Linked DNA regions of Mus musculus: all the other regions are linked to region 1. A link is a loop called in an ENCODE intact Hi-C map of the cell type or tissue named here. Cell type or tissue: heart. All regions are shown on one strand.

Evidence for each region. Hi-C counts contacts between places; a loop is a spot of excess contacts. Peaks named below come from ENCODE experiments on the same cell type or tissue, not always from the same donor. Only the 100,000 strongest peaks of a DNase experiment are listed, where the experiment ranks them.
Region 2: a loop joins it to region 1, with 7 times the contacts of the local background. A loop is called at or near these places in 18 of 42 quality-filtered maps.
Region 3: it touches region 1 in a loop (3-fold over the local background); 2 of 42 quality-filtered maps call a loop at or near these places.

Annotation. Positions count from the first base shown.
Region 1 is chr3:67,350,581-67,354,580 of GRCm38, forward strand. The region is part of intron 8 of Rsrc1 (arginine/serine-rich coiled-coil 1); the gene reads left to right. Among named protein-coding and RNA genes, the nearest start is that of Mlf1, 22 kb to the right of the region's middle. In heart, a CTCF peak has its summit at 1,992 (motif pointing right); no DNase peak of the experiment used is centred here.
Region 2 is chr3:67,428,410-67,432,409 of GRCm38, forward strand. Gfm1 (G elongation factor, mitochondrial 1) reads left to right here and starts at 1,706. Exons shown (of 18, transcript NM_138591.2): 1 at 1,706-1,913; 2 at 3,241-3,393. The coding sequence starts at 1,830. In heart, CTCF peaks have their summits at 1,047 (motif pointing right) and 1,626 (motif pointing right); a DNase peak (open chromatin) is centred at 1,672; H3K4me3 peaks cover 1,510 bases; H3K27ac peaks cover 736 bases.
Region 3 is chr3:67,511,051-67,515,050 of GRCm38, forward strand. All of the region lies in intron 1 of Rarres1 (retinoic acid receptor responder (tazarotene induced) 1), which reads right to left. Among named protein-coding and RNA genes, the nearest start is that of Gm40067, 2.2 kb to the right of the region's middle. In heart, a CTCF peak has its summit at 1,959 (motif pointing right); a DNase peak (open chromatin) is centred at 1,961; H3K4me3 peaks cover 372 bases; H3K27ac peaks cover 9 bases; H3K27me3 peaks cover 459 bases.

The sequences.
Region 1 (4,000 bases):
GTGGTAAGGTTATATAGCATACTAATGATAGTCATTTATTTTTCTGGTATCAAATTTATAACTAGTTATATTCTGGATATTACATGTTTTTAATAAGATGAAGCTACTTGTTCACGTTTACATTATTTAATGTTTCAAAAATTACCCTCCAAAAATACTGTACCAATTTAAATTCTCACTAAGAGTACAAGGAGCTTTCTGTCTTTCAAACAAAAGCTTTTTCGTGTTTACTAACCTGATATGTCAAAACGATTAAGCACTAACTATACAACTTCTGGTGGTAATAGAGATTTGGAATTTTAAATCACCTAATACATTTAAAGATAGAATATTCCAAAGAATGAGTTGAGTGTGTGATGTTTGTCAGGTACAGACAGGCCTTGGATGATCCACAGCCCCTGTGTTGCCTCAGTATTTATAGTATTGAACTTGTACTAGTTCGTCACACCTCCTGAAAGCCACAGCTATGAGATGGAGACAGGTCCATTTTTTCTTAGTATCTTATTCTTGCATACTATAAATTCATTTACCTAAAAACAAAAATGTGTTTGAGGGTTTGGTGTCAACTGTATTTATTTTCTGAACTTCATTCTGAATTCTCTGTTCTTTTTGGATGTTCTTATAATCGAAGAGTGATTTCTTTTTGTGGAAATACTACTTACTCTACAGTCTGGGCTTTGTTCTACAATACTTTCCTATCTGGTTCTAGGTTTGTTTCTCTTTACATTTATTTCTAACTCACGTTTTCTTTCATGAAAGTGTACCTGGTGAGGATTAGTTGTTCTTAACAGGAGAATATGCTAGAGCCTCAGGAGATGGCACCCACCTCTGAGTACACAGTAAAGTCTTAGCCATCCAGCACGTGACTGCTGTTGCTAACTATGCTTCAGAAAGATCAGAAGAGCAATGACGGACTAACAAGAATAAATTTAGCCTCCACTGAAGTATAAAATGGGGGACAATGTATTAGCTTAGAAAGTGGCGTAGCTGTCTAGTCTGAAATGTCTGTGTCTGCAGTGTAAGGCAAGGACTCGGGATGCCTAAGAAGATGAATTATTTATGAGGAGATTACTTAGCAAAGAGAAGTAAATTATCCTGAGTACTATTTCATCCAGGTCCTGGGAAGACATGATGGGCTATCCTCACTGCATAGCAACGATTACCTCTGCTGAGGACTGAATCACCAGGGCCCAGCTCCCCAGATCTTCGTCCTCTGGATAGTGGTGTGCACTTAGTGCAAAGCTACTTCTCTAAGAAGGCTGTCCATGCTTAGCTGCCTTTTCAATTGCCGCTTTCCGCGGATTAAGCTGGAGAACTGTCACCGGGAAGAAAATGCCTCATAGCAATGGCATGCTAGACACTCTGGGTATCCTACAATGCATGCTGATCTAGCTAGTGTAACGCTGAACCCTTACCCAAGGAGTTAGAACGCTGCATAGATCCTTGATGCATCCTTATCTTTAGAAGCTATGATATAGCTTGTTTTAAGATGTTGTCCCACATCAACTTGGCACCAAGTGTTTAGCCTTAAGACTGTTGTGTCTGGCAGATAATCCCCCCAGTGTTCAAAAGCAGAGTAAATAATCCTGTGCCACATATGTAGCAGATGTGTAGCTGGGTCTTCATGCAGGTCCCCACAACTGCAGCCAGGGCTACCCCTGACTCTGTTGCCTGCTGTGGATTCCGTTGCCCTAACTGGGCCACCTTGTCTAGCCCCAGTGGGAGAGGATGTGTCTAGTCCTGCAGTGTGCAGTGACTTGGTGTGCCAGTGTGGGTTGGTACGGGCGGGGGGGGGGGGGGGGGGCGGGGGGGCGGTGATAAAGGGAATGGCTTGTGAGGGGAGACTTGGAGGAGTGGTAGGGCTGCACTCAAGATATAAAGTGAATAAATTAATCAATTAATGAAAAAATAACAACAACCATGTGCAGCATGGGCATTTCTGTTAATTGAAGGATTAGGAAAGTCATTTTCCAGTTGGACCACCAGGTGGCAGTATTGCACAAAGGCAGAAGTCCTGTGGTCCTGTGCTGAGATGTTTCTATGGTTGAGCCAAATTTTTCTCTTACATTTTCCATCACTTAACTGAGAAGCATCTATTGATTCTACAGCCACAAAATTTTAAACTTCCATGCTCCAATCCTAACTTTTGATAATTTTAATTTGCATATTTGCAAATTAATTTACCCTTTTTAGTTTATACTTTTTTTTAATGTTGGGCTGAAGAAATGGCTTAGTAGGCAAGAGCTCTTTCTTGCAAGGGTAAAGATATGTGTTTGTATACCAGCACAGGGGGTGAGGGGCATGACAGAAAGAAGCCAAGTGTAATCACATGTGTGCTGTGGAGCTCACACAAGTTACTGGGTCCTCCTGGACCAGCTCCAGGTTCAGTGAGAGATCCTGTCACGGGAATAAGGCGAGCATGCTAGAGCAGGACAGATGTCCCCCAGCCTCCATGCTTGTACACTGCACACACTGTGGAAGCACACAGGAAATGCACGGTGAGAGTAACTGAAGAGGGAGAAACCACAGCTCCTCCACATCTTTTTAAGGCAGTTCAGCTTGTGGTCAGCGTCCCCCACCTAAGCTCTATGGCAGCAAGTAGACTTTATGAGGCAGCGTGGACTACGGAATGTTGAGTTCTTGAGTCTTGTTGGACTGCGTGTCCCACTTTCCCTCACACAGAATATTGGGTCTACCTCTAACTCAGGTTCATAAATGTGTATTATAACTTCATCACTAGGGCTGTATACCTTCTAGGCTCAGTAGATCAGAAATATACAAATGTTTGAAACCTGGATGGCATGGGAGGGGTGATGTTGCCTCCAAAATATAAGAAAAACGCCAAATAAAATGTAATGACTTTTTAATATATATAAAAATTAACATTGTGATTCACATGACTATAATTGGTTATTAGGTTTCGTATTGATAAGCAAGCCTTCATTTGGAAGCAGGTTGTGGCACAGACTTTTTTCACTTTGTAAGACTGTCTGCTCTGCTTTTCTTTGATGATCTCCCAGAAATACATACAGCCTTCAGGGTCATTTTGTCTATAAGAGTAGAAGTCTCTCTTATGTATGCAGACCAGCTTCCTTTAGTGTGAAATGAATTCAGTTTGAATCAAATAAAATCCTAAAATAGTGAATGAATCATACCATTAAGCACTAGTTTATTTGGGATGAAGGGATGGTTGCGTCTATCAAACATTTGTTGTGTAAGCAGGAGGCCTGGGATTATTTATTTCTTGTGAGTATATTCTGTGGTTAATAATTATGTGGTTATTGTTATATATTTGTTTATAATCTATTAATTCACTCAACAACGAAACTCTCCAGTAAGCACAGGGTCTTCTCTAGTTTGTTCTCCCTTTGTCTCTAGGGCTTACCAAGCAATGTTTAATGAGACAATTAAATTGATAAGTCTCCAAATTGAGAACAAAATAATCTAAGAAAAATTTGATTTATGCATACATAACTCATCCTCTATACATTTTCCATAGTAATATTTGTTTTGAGCTCCATTCAGAAAATAGGTGTTAAGTAGTAGATATAAGTCAAAAAAAATAGAAATTAAATAAAATAGAGCCCATAGATGTTGAAAAAAGATGACCAAGGAGAATTGATCTCCTAGTCATTTGTTCTGTATTATATTTTAATTTTAACTTCAGATTCCTATCTAATTCATACCATACACTTCCTGCTGTCTTACTGCTAATCAGTCACTCCTCAGGCCATCATCTCTGTCAGAGAAGATTGAAGTTGACCTGAGTCAGCGCATGCCGCTGCTCCCTTCAAGGCAAGAGCAGTAATTTACCCATCTTTGTGTTCCAGCACATAGTGCTGTATATGGGCCATGGCAAACACGGCATGCAGTTGGGGTGGGGGGCAGTAAGAAGTTTAGCTTTATTCTTACAGAATACAATGTACCTTTTTAGAAAGCTTTTATTTCAAAATACTTTTAAGTAATCTTAAAAGAGTCTACCCAGTGGATGATGCGAGGA
Region 2 (4,000 bases), 78 kb after region 1:
TCCTTTCCCCCAATAAACTTCCTCTTATACTAAGCTGTTTCCTCAGCGGGAACACCTCACCTCGGCCGGCTGAGTTGCTCCTTCCTGCCTGATCACTGCCACCTGTTTATAAAAAACAACATAAAGGCAGGCTTATTAAAAGGCAGCAGTCTGGCGAGTTGGCCAATCTATCAGGTGGAGGTCAGTAAAGTCATTCGCCCAGGATAAAGCAAGGAGGTTTTATAGTTTTGGGCCGTGTGGTGATGAAACATGGGATTATGCCCATATAAGGTTAAAAAAAAGAAAAAAGAAAAAAAAAAAAAAAAAAAAAAGCTGAGCGCCCAGGCAGGCACTCCCAGGTGGGTAGCGGGAATCAGGAAGATGATGACCTGTTAGGCTGTAGTTTCCTTTGAGGGGTCAGGGAGCTTTTTCTGTGTGGTAGGATGGGGAAGGAGGGCACATAGGGTTTTGTAGCTGGGGGGTGTGTGGGGGGGGGGTGTGTCGGGGGGTGATGAGCACGGGTTCCAGCCTAACAACACTAAAGTAAGGAGATCATTTTCTGCGGAGAGGGAATATGGTCTGGCTTGAGAAGATCCTTTTAGTCAGTGTGTGAGTTTACTGAAAAAAAAAAAAAAAAACCGGGAAAGACAAAAGCCGTGAAATCAACCCGGTTCTCATCACAGTAACCCCAGGAAGAAATAGCCCTGTGGAGAGGTGGAAGGAAATGGGAGGTTCGCATATGCTGAGAGGCTTAGATTACAGGAGCCAGCAAGTGACTGCCATCTTTGGCTAGGTCAACTGGATGGACGGAGATTCTTTTGCTAAGATGGAGACTGTATGAGGAGGTTTGGGGAAGACTAGAAGCTCTGTTTTAGATATGTCAACGTTTTTGAGGCCTTTAAGAAGCCCAGACAGAAGCGCCACGGGTGCAGTTTTGAAGATGCATAGCTAGTATTACTGATGAACAATAAAGAAGGTTTTGAAAAATTTTATTTGTAATCCAACATATATCTACTCTCATTTCCCCAGAGTCTCTTTGAAGTATTTGTTTTTAAGATTTACTTATTATGTATACAGCTTTCTGCCTGCATGTATACCTTGCAGGCCAGAAGAGGGCACCAGATCTCATTACAGATGGTTGTGAGCCACCATGCGTTTGCTGGGAATTGAACTCAGGACCTCAGGAAGAGCAGACCTCTTAACCTCTGAGCCGTATCTCCAGCCCCTCCCCCAGATTCTCTGATGCTGTAGTAATGAATACATTTTTGTGTACTCCTTCCATTTAAATTGTTATAAACGTTTTCCCATTGTCATGCAGGTAAAACAACTATGTTTAAAATCTGCAGCTTTTGTTTTGTTTTGTTGAAACAGGTTCTCACTGTCTAGTCCTGTCTGGCCCAGAATTCTTTGCTGACCAGGCTATCTTGGAACTCATTAGAGATCCGCCTAGTTCTGCCTCTGAAGTGTTCTTATTAGACATGTGTGACGCCATACCCGGCACGTTTTTGTTTTTTTTATACAGAGATGGTTTTTTAATTTTTATTTTTTTCCTTTAAAGACAAAGGGACCAGAGTACCTGCCTCCGTAGTAATGACACCTCCCTGTGACAATCCTCTGCATAAACTACGCTTTCTCCTCCTGACCAGGAGAGGGCGCGCGCCACGTCGAGCTCAGACAGAGGTGCCTCTCCCTTGTCTTCCTCTGGCCGTCCTCCTGACCTTCCTCCCGGAAGTGCTCCTGCGGCTCCGGTTGCCGGCGTGACTTTGAGCTCTTCCCGCTCTGCTGCCGGCGCTGAGCACAACCGATCACCTCAGAGCAGGAGCCTTGGAAGTGGCTGTTCCAGGCTTGCCATGCGGCTGCTGCGGGTCGCCGCAGCCCTGGGGCGTGGACCGTTCCCTCGGGTCCCTGCAGTCCTGGGCTGGCAGGGGAAGCAGGTACTGGTGCCAGAGAACCTTCCAGAGCAGGGCAGGTTGGCGACACCTTTCCTTACCTGGGGTCTTGAGCAGCGATTTCCCGAGCCCCGTAAGCCCTTGGGTATCCGCATGCCAGCTCGGCCTTGCGACCCGCAGCTCTGCGCCGGGGTCCCTCCCTTCCTGATGATCTACCTTAAAGAGAAGTGCCCCGAGTGAAGGTCAGATGAAAGTTAGTGTCCCCGGGGCTCGAATCCCGGATTTCGGACTCGTTATCCAGTGGTCCTCTTACTACTGGGTGTGGTTGGATGCTCTCTGAACGTGTGGGTTCTATTCAACATCCCGGTACTCTTCTCTGGCCAAGTTTCCCAGTCAGGTGTATAGATTAAACTTTGTAAGTCTTTGGAGTGAGGTACTCAGAGCAGGGAAGCCGTTGGTAGATGTGACCTCTTACCTGTCATGGATACCTCGTTTGCTTTGCTACCAAGTGTTCCTGTGGTTTAACCATCCAAGCGCTTGTCAGCTGTCTTCTTTGACATGTGCCCAGTTTCCCTCTACCCAGAAGTGTTTGCCAAGCGTTTGGGTGTGCAGTTTTGTTTTGATTCAACAAATACATCCCCCTCCACCCCCCACTGTAAAGCTGACAGGAACACCACCACCCCAAAAGGCACTTCCTTGTTTTCGTTCAGATGAAATTGGAAACCTTTTTGGAGTTGTCTTGTGGCTGTTAGTTGGGTAGACCCATATGCCCCTTGCTAGCTGTGAATTACAGGACGGGAGAAGACAGAGAACCTAAGGTACAATTCAATCTAAAACTTGTATCTCTTGTTAAAGTGGCCATTGAGAGGTATAGCTCTGACTATTATGGTAGTGTGTATTTAAAAGTTAGCAGTGTGGATCAGCCAGCCATAAGGGTAGTTGTCAAGTGTGACAGCCTGAGTGTCAGTCTTGGGACCCACACAGTGGAGGGGTGAAAACGTAGCCCATGACTGCTCTTCCAGAGGAAGAGTTGAATGCCCAAAACTCACATCTTTGTTCGGAACCATCCATAACTCCAGCTCTAGGCGATGTGACCTTTCCAGCACCAGGCGTGCACGTGGTGCAGAGATATATATGCAAGCAAAACACATATACACGAACCTTTAAAAGTCTCAAGTTTAAAACTAACATTTAGAAGCAGTAGTTGTGCTTCTTTTATGAGTATTATTCAGAATTAAATCCAGGGCTCCTTAGATAATACGGAGGTTGAGAACCTTGCTTTGAGGATGAGAAAACAAGTCCGTAGTTCAGGTTTTAACTGTGATCTCGTATAATAGGTGTGCTAAACTGAGCTTTTAAAACTGTTTCTCAGGCTGATTGGAAGACCCGCCGATGGTGTTCGTCAGGGCCAGTTCCCAATGAAAAAATACGGAACATTGGGATCTCAGCTCACATTGATTCTGGGAAGACGACGCTAACAGAACGGGTGCTATACTACACTGGCAGGATTGCCACGATGCACGAGGTGTGTGCTTAGCGGTTGATTCCAGAGCGATTCAGAAATCGATTTTAATTCTACTGTTGTTATAGTTTCATAAGTTTCAGAAAACCTTGTTTTAGGATGAAAACTGGTCGGGTGCAGGGCAGTGGTTCTCTACTTTCCTAATGCTGCGAGCATTTAGCATAGCCTCATGTTGTGGTGACCACCAACCATAAAATTATATTTGTTGCTACTTCATAACTGAATGGTAATATACATATCTGTGTTTTCCAATGTTCTTGGGCAACCCTTATGAAAGGGTCGTTCCACCTCAGAGGGGTTGCAACCCACAGGATGGGAACCACTGCCACAGAGGCTCCTTAGCCAAAGTCAGATGGACAAAGAGGAGAGGTCAAGCTGGCTTGAGATGTGACTGTGTATTCACAACCCCTCTAGAAGTGAGTGATGGCTGTGAACATCCTGGGTTGATGCTGAGATGGCATGACAGACCCTTATACAGCTGTCACAACAGTCTTACGCATGTCAATGAAGGATCCATGTTTATAATGTTAAATGGAAAGTGAATCTCAAAAGGTGCTGTCCATGTCAAAACAAAACACACAGCTTTCATCTTAAAGGAAATCAGAGTTTT
Region 3 (4,000 bases), 160 kb after region 1:
AAGAAAGCCAGGCAAAATTTTTACCCCTGCTGACGTTCCACACTCAATGCAGACCCAGACTCTGCCCTCTGGGAGCTGGAATGATGGGGCAAAGACTATACTGTGCCTAAGCATGGTCATGTCAGGGCAGGAGTGTGCTACCTCTCTGCTCTGTGTTACAGTGTCTCCCCCACCAGGCAGGGTGCAGGTCTGAAGTGAACATGGTCCACACAGGGGTGCCTCTGATTTGGCTGTTGTCTTGTGAAGGTCCTAAAAGCGGTAAAGAGCTTTCTTTCAGTGAAAGAAAACACTCCTTCGCTTTCCTCTTGTATTATCTTCCCTCCTGCGTATGCACCGCAGCCTCTTGAGGTCCCCAGTGTTAGCTTCCATGTAATGCGTTCTACATAATGCACTGCTTTCCTATTCTTAAGACTGACCCTGAATTATTGACATTAATGGAGGCAAGCCTTCAAGAGGAGCCGTGATTAGGTGTCTGATACTGGACTAAAGTGCTCCGCAGATGGAAAAGTGGTGAGGCTCTTTCTTAGTGGAGTATGTGCACTTGGCGCTGTATGGCCCCGGGGACACATTTTGCTCCTGCTTCAGATCCATGCTACTTTGAATCCTGGAAGTACAGCCACTGCTCTACCTCCTGGCCTGACAAGGGTGGCCTGATGGCTTGCCTACATACCTACGGGCTAGCCACTCGCCATTCACTTACTGCCTAGTTAGAAATCTAATGTTGGGTGAGCGGTGAAGAATAGGCATACAAGTGTGTCAAGGCCATTGGCCATATTTGCTTCCTACTGCTTAGAGACCATGACCAAAAGCAACTTGGGGAGGAAAGGATTTCTCTGGTTTACACTTTCCCAGAGCAGTCTCTCGCTGCGGGAAGCCGAGGCAGGAACTCAAGCAAAGGTCGCAGGGCTTTACTGGCTCCCTATGGGTTGCTCAGCACCCACTGTTTTTTTTTAAAAAAAAACACAACCTGAGACCACCTGCCCAGGGGCTGGACCTTTCCACATCAATCATTAACCAAGAAAACAACCCCCAGAGACTTAGCTATTGGTGGATCTGACGAAGACATTGTTCTCAGTTGGGGTTCCTTCTTACTTCCTTTTGGTCAAAAGATGACAAAAGCAAACCAAACCACTGCCACCACCACCACCACCACCACCACCACCAACAACAACAACAACAACAACAACAAGCTAGCAAGCACACTCACAAAATCCAAGTTAAATGCTCCAGAAAGAATTGATGAAGTTGTCTCTTTAACTCTTGCTGTTTTGAGCGAGCCAGGATTGTGGAGGAAGGGGAAAGGGAGGCTGGAGGGTTGGGCATCCCACCCTCTGCAAGCACACACCCCGCTGGCAGGGAACCATAACTGACACTGAAATGATGTGCTATGGACATGCTTGCTTGCTAGGAAAACCCCATGGAGTTCTAGTTAAAGGACCCTCCATAAATATAAAAGGACCCATTTATACTCACTGGTTTTTATTGCCCTTCTCCCACTACACCTTGCCTGTCTGTTTGCATTGTGTCTGGTCTGGGATAAGAAATGGGTGTTTGTCAATTCCCCCAAATCAGCTGATCCCAGAATGAGTTGACTTTCTTAGGAAGTATATGCCCAGGAGACTGTGCTCAAATCCCCCAAATTTCAGTGAAAGCAATATTTCTAGTAATGGAAAAAGCACCCTGGGCCTGATCCAGGACAACCAGTACCTAAGAACTTCCACTACTGCCTGGAATCTTCCCCACACCCACTGTGGTCCTGAGGCTGTGCTGTGTGGTAGCAGGAAAGTTGAAAATTTTGATTATGAATAGGTAGTGTATGGCCAGGAGCAAGGTGACATCAGGCAGGCAGGGATAGCAGAGAACACAGGCAGCTGTAAAGTCTCCTCTGCAATTAGGAACTGAGACCAGGTCCTTGCTCTTTCTTACACCATAATCTGCAGTGATGGCTGCATCTGACCACCAGAGGGCAACAGTGTTTCTAGAATGAGGACTCTGAAGCACTAAAAAGAGAATCGAGGGAATCTTAGAGCTGGAGTCATTTGGGTGCCTGGCTTTCATGCTTTGTTTGTTTTGTTTTGTTTTGTTTTAAGACGAAATATACAGCAAGAACTGCGTCCCTCATCACGACCGAGTTTATGCACATGTTTCTGAAACACGACTCTCTGCTTTTATCATGTGAATACATAGTCTATAGCCCACATTATTTCATTACATAGAACTAAGAATATAGCTCAGTGGTAGGACAGGTGCCTGGGGTATAGACACAATACACACACACACACACACACACACACACACACACACACACACACACACACACACACCAAAACAAAACAAAACAAAAAAAGGAAACAGCAGCACCTGCTTCAGATTCCAGGAAGCCAGTCCTGGTTTCTCCATTCTCACAGAGCCTTGCAGGCCCTTGCCAGATGTCTATCACTTCAACACTGGCCTGCTTGATCGTCTTTAAGGGTGGAGTTTTAGTAACCTTTGAAGGAAAACAATTTCACTGGATTTGTGGAAGAACTTGATTCCTGGCACACTGGCCTCTTTTCCTTGGCTCCTGCAGTCACATAAGTGTTAAATTATCAGCGAGGTTAAGGGGAAATGTAACATTGTTTCTCATAGCCTTGAGTTCCAAGTTTATCTGTGTTCACGCGCATACACCACCATTTGGGATGAGCTAGGGTCACCTTGAAGTGACCACTACAGATGCTGAACAGCACCCAAGCTCCTGCTGACACGAAAGGAGTGAGCTCTCCTTCAGATGTTGAGAGCTAGCTGCTTTTGTAAGGATGCCAAGGGGTAGCTGAAAAAGCCCAGAAATGCTAGGTATTTTAGGAGTTTAAAAAAAAATGACATTTATTATGTGTGTGCATGCATGCTGTAGCAGGCACGTGGAAGTCAAAGGACAACTTGGGGGAGTCAGGTCTCTTCATCCACCTCCTGGTCAGAGGATCAAACTCACAAGCTTGCCAGCAGGCACCTTTACCCAACGACTGTCTCACTAGTTCTATTTTATGATTTTTTTAAAAATCATATTGGATTGAAAGAAAATAATCCCTGGTATTTGAAAATTGGTGAACTTTGTCCGTCTGGGTTTGTTTGTTTGTTTGTCTGTTTGTTTTAATAGAGAATTCTCCCCCCCCCCACCCCCCAATAACGAGGGAGGTTGTCATCAGGGCTCCTCTTTCCTCAAAGAAGAGGACAAGATCTTAAGTTGTGACTTCATTTCTCCGGTGAACTAGTAAAGGCTGGATGGAGCCTGGAGTAGAGACTGTCCCTGAGACAGTAAAGATTGTTTTGCTGTTGCTGTTTATTTAACACTCACAGTAGTTTGCCTTTTTCTAGAAATAAGGAAATAAGGCTGAGAGTTACGAAGGTGATTCACATCATCTGATGCTACACGGAGGATGGTCTTTATCATCACACCAATTTAAATCTTATGCTCCACTCTACAGAAGATGCAAGGCTGCGGATCTGTGGCTTTGTGGAACACCCCGGGAGCCTCATTGCCTCGGGATTCCGCAGTTGTGTAACTTTAAAAATCTGTTTAATGAAGAGAGCAACACATCTACAGCCACTGTCCGGAAATCAGCAAGCGATCTAGGAGCTGAAAAGTTTCGATCGCCCTTTCAGTTATGCAGAAGACGGCGGCCCTGTCACTCCCTAGTTAGATTAAGAAGATACCAGAACTGAATGGTCCCTGGTCAGACCCCTGAGTAACCTTTACCACTTTATCCCGAAGCCTTGCACTGGTGGCCTGCCATGAACAACGAAACTCTAGAAACGTGTCTGCGATGTAGAGAGCTGGCTTAGCTTTTGTACACACACACCTCCCCTACTTTGGTAGGAGCCATAGAGTCTAAGCCATGAGTAGACTGGGTACACAGTGCGCATGCCAACACCCACACTGGGTACCCCGACCAGGGGCTGTTATTCATGGGACCTTTTTTCTTAGGTTCTCAAACACGCTAAGTATTTCTGGCCTCAGAAATAC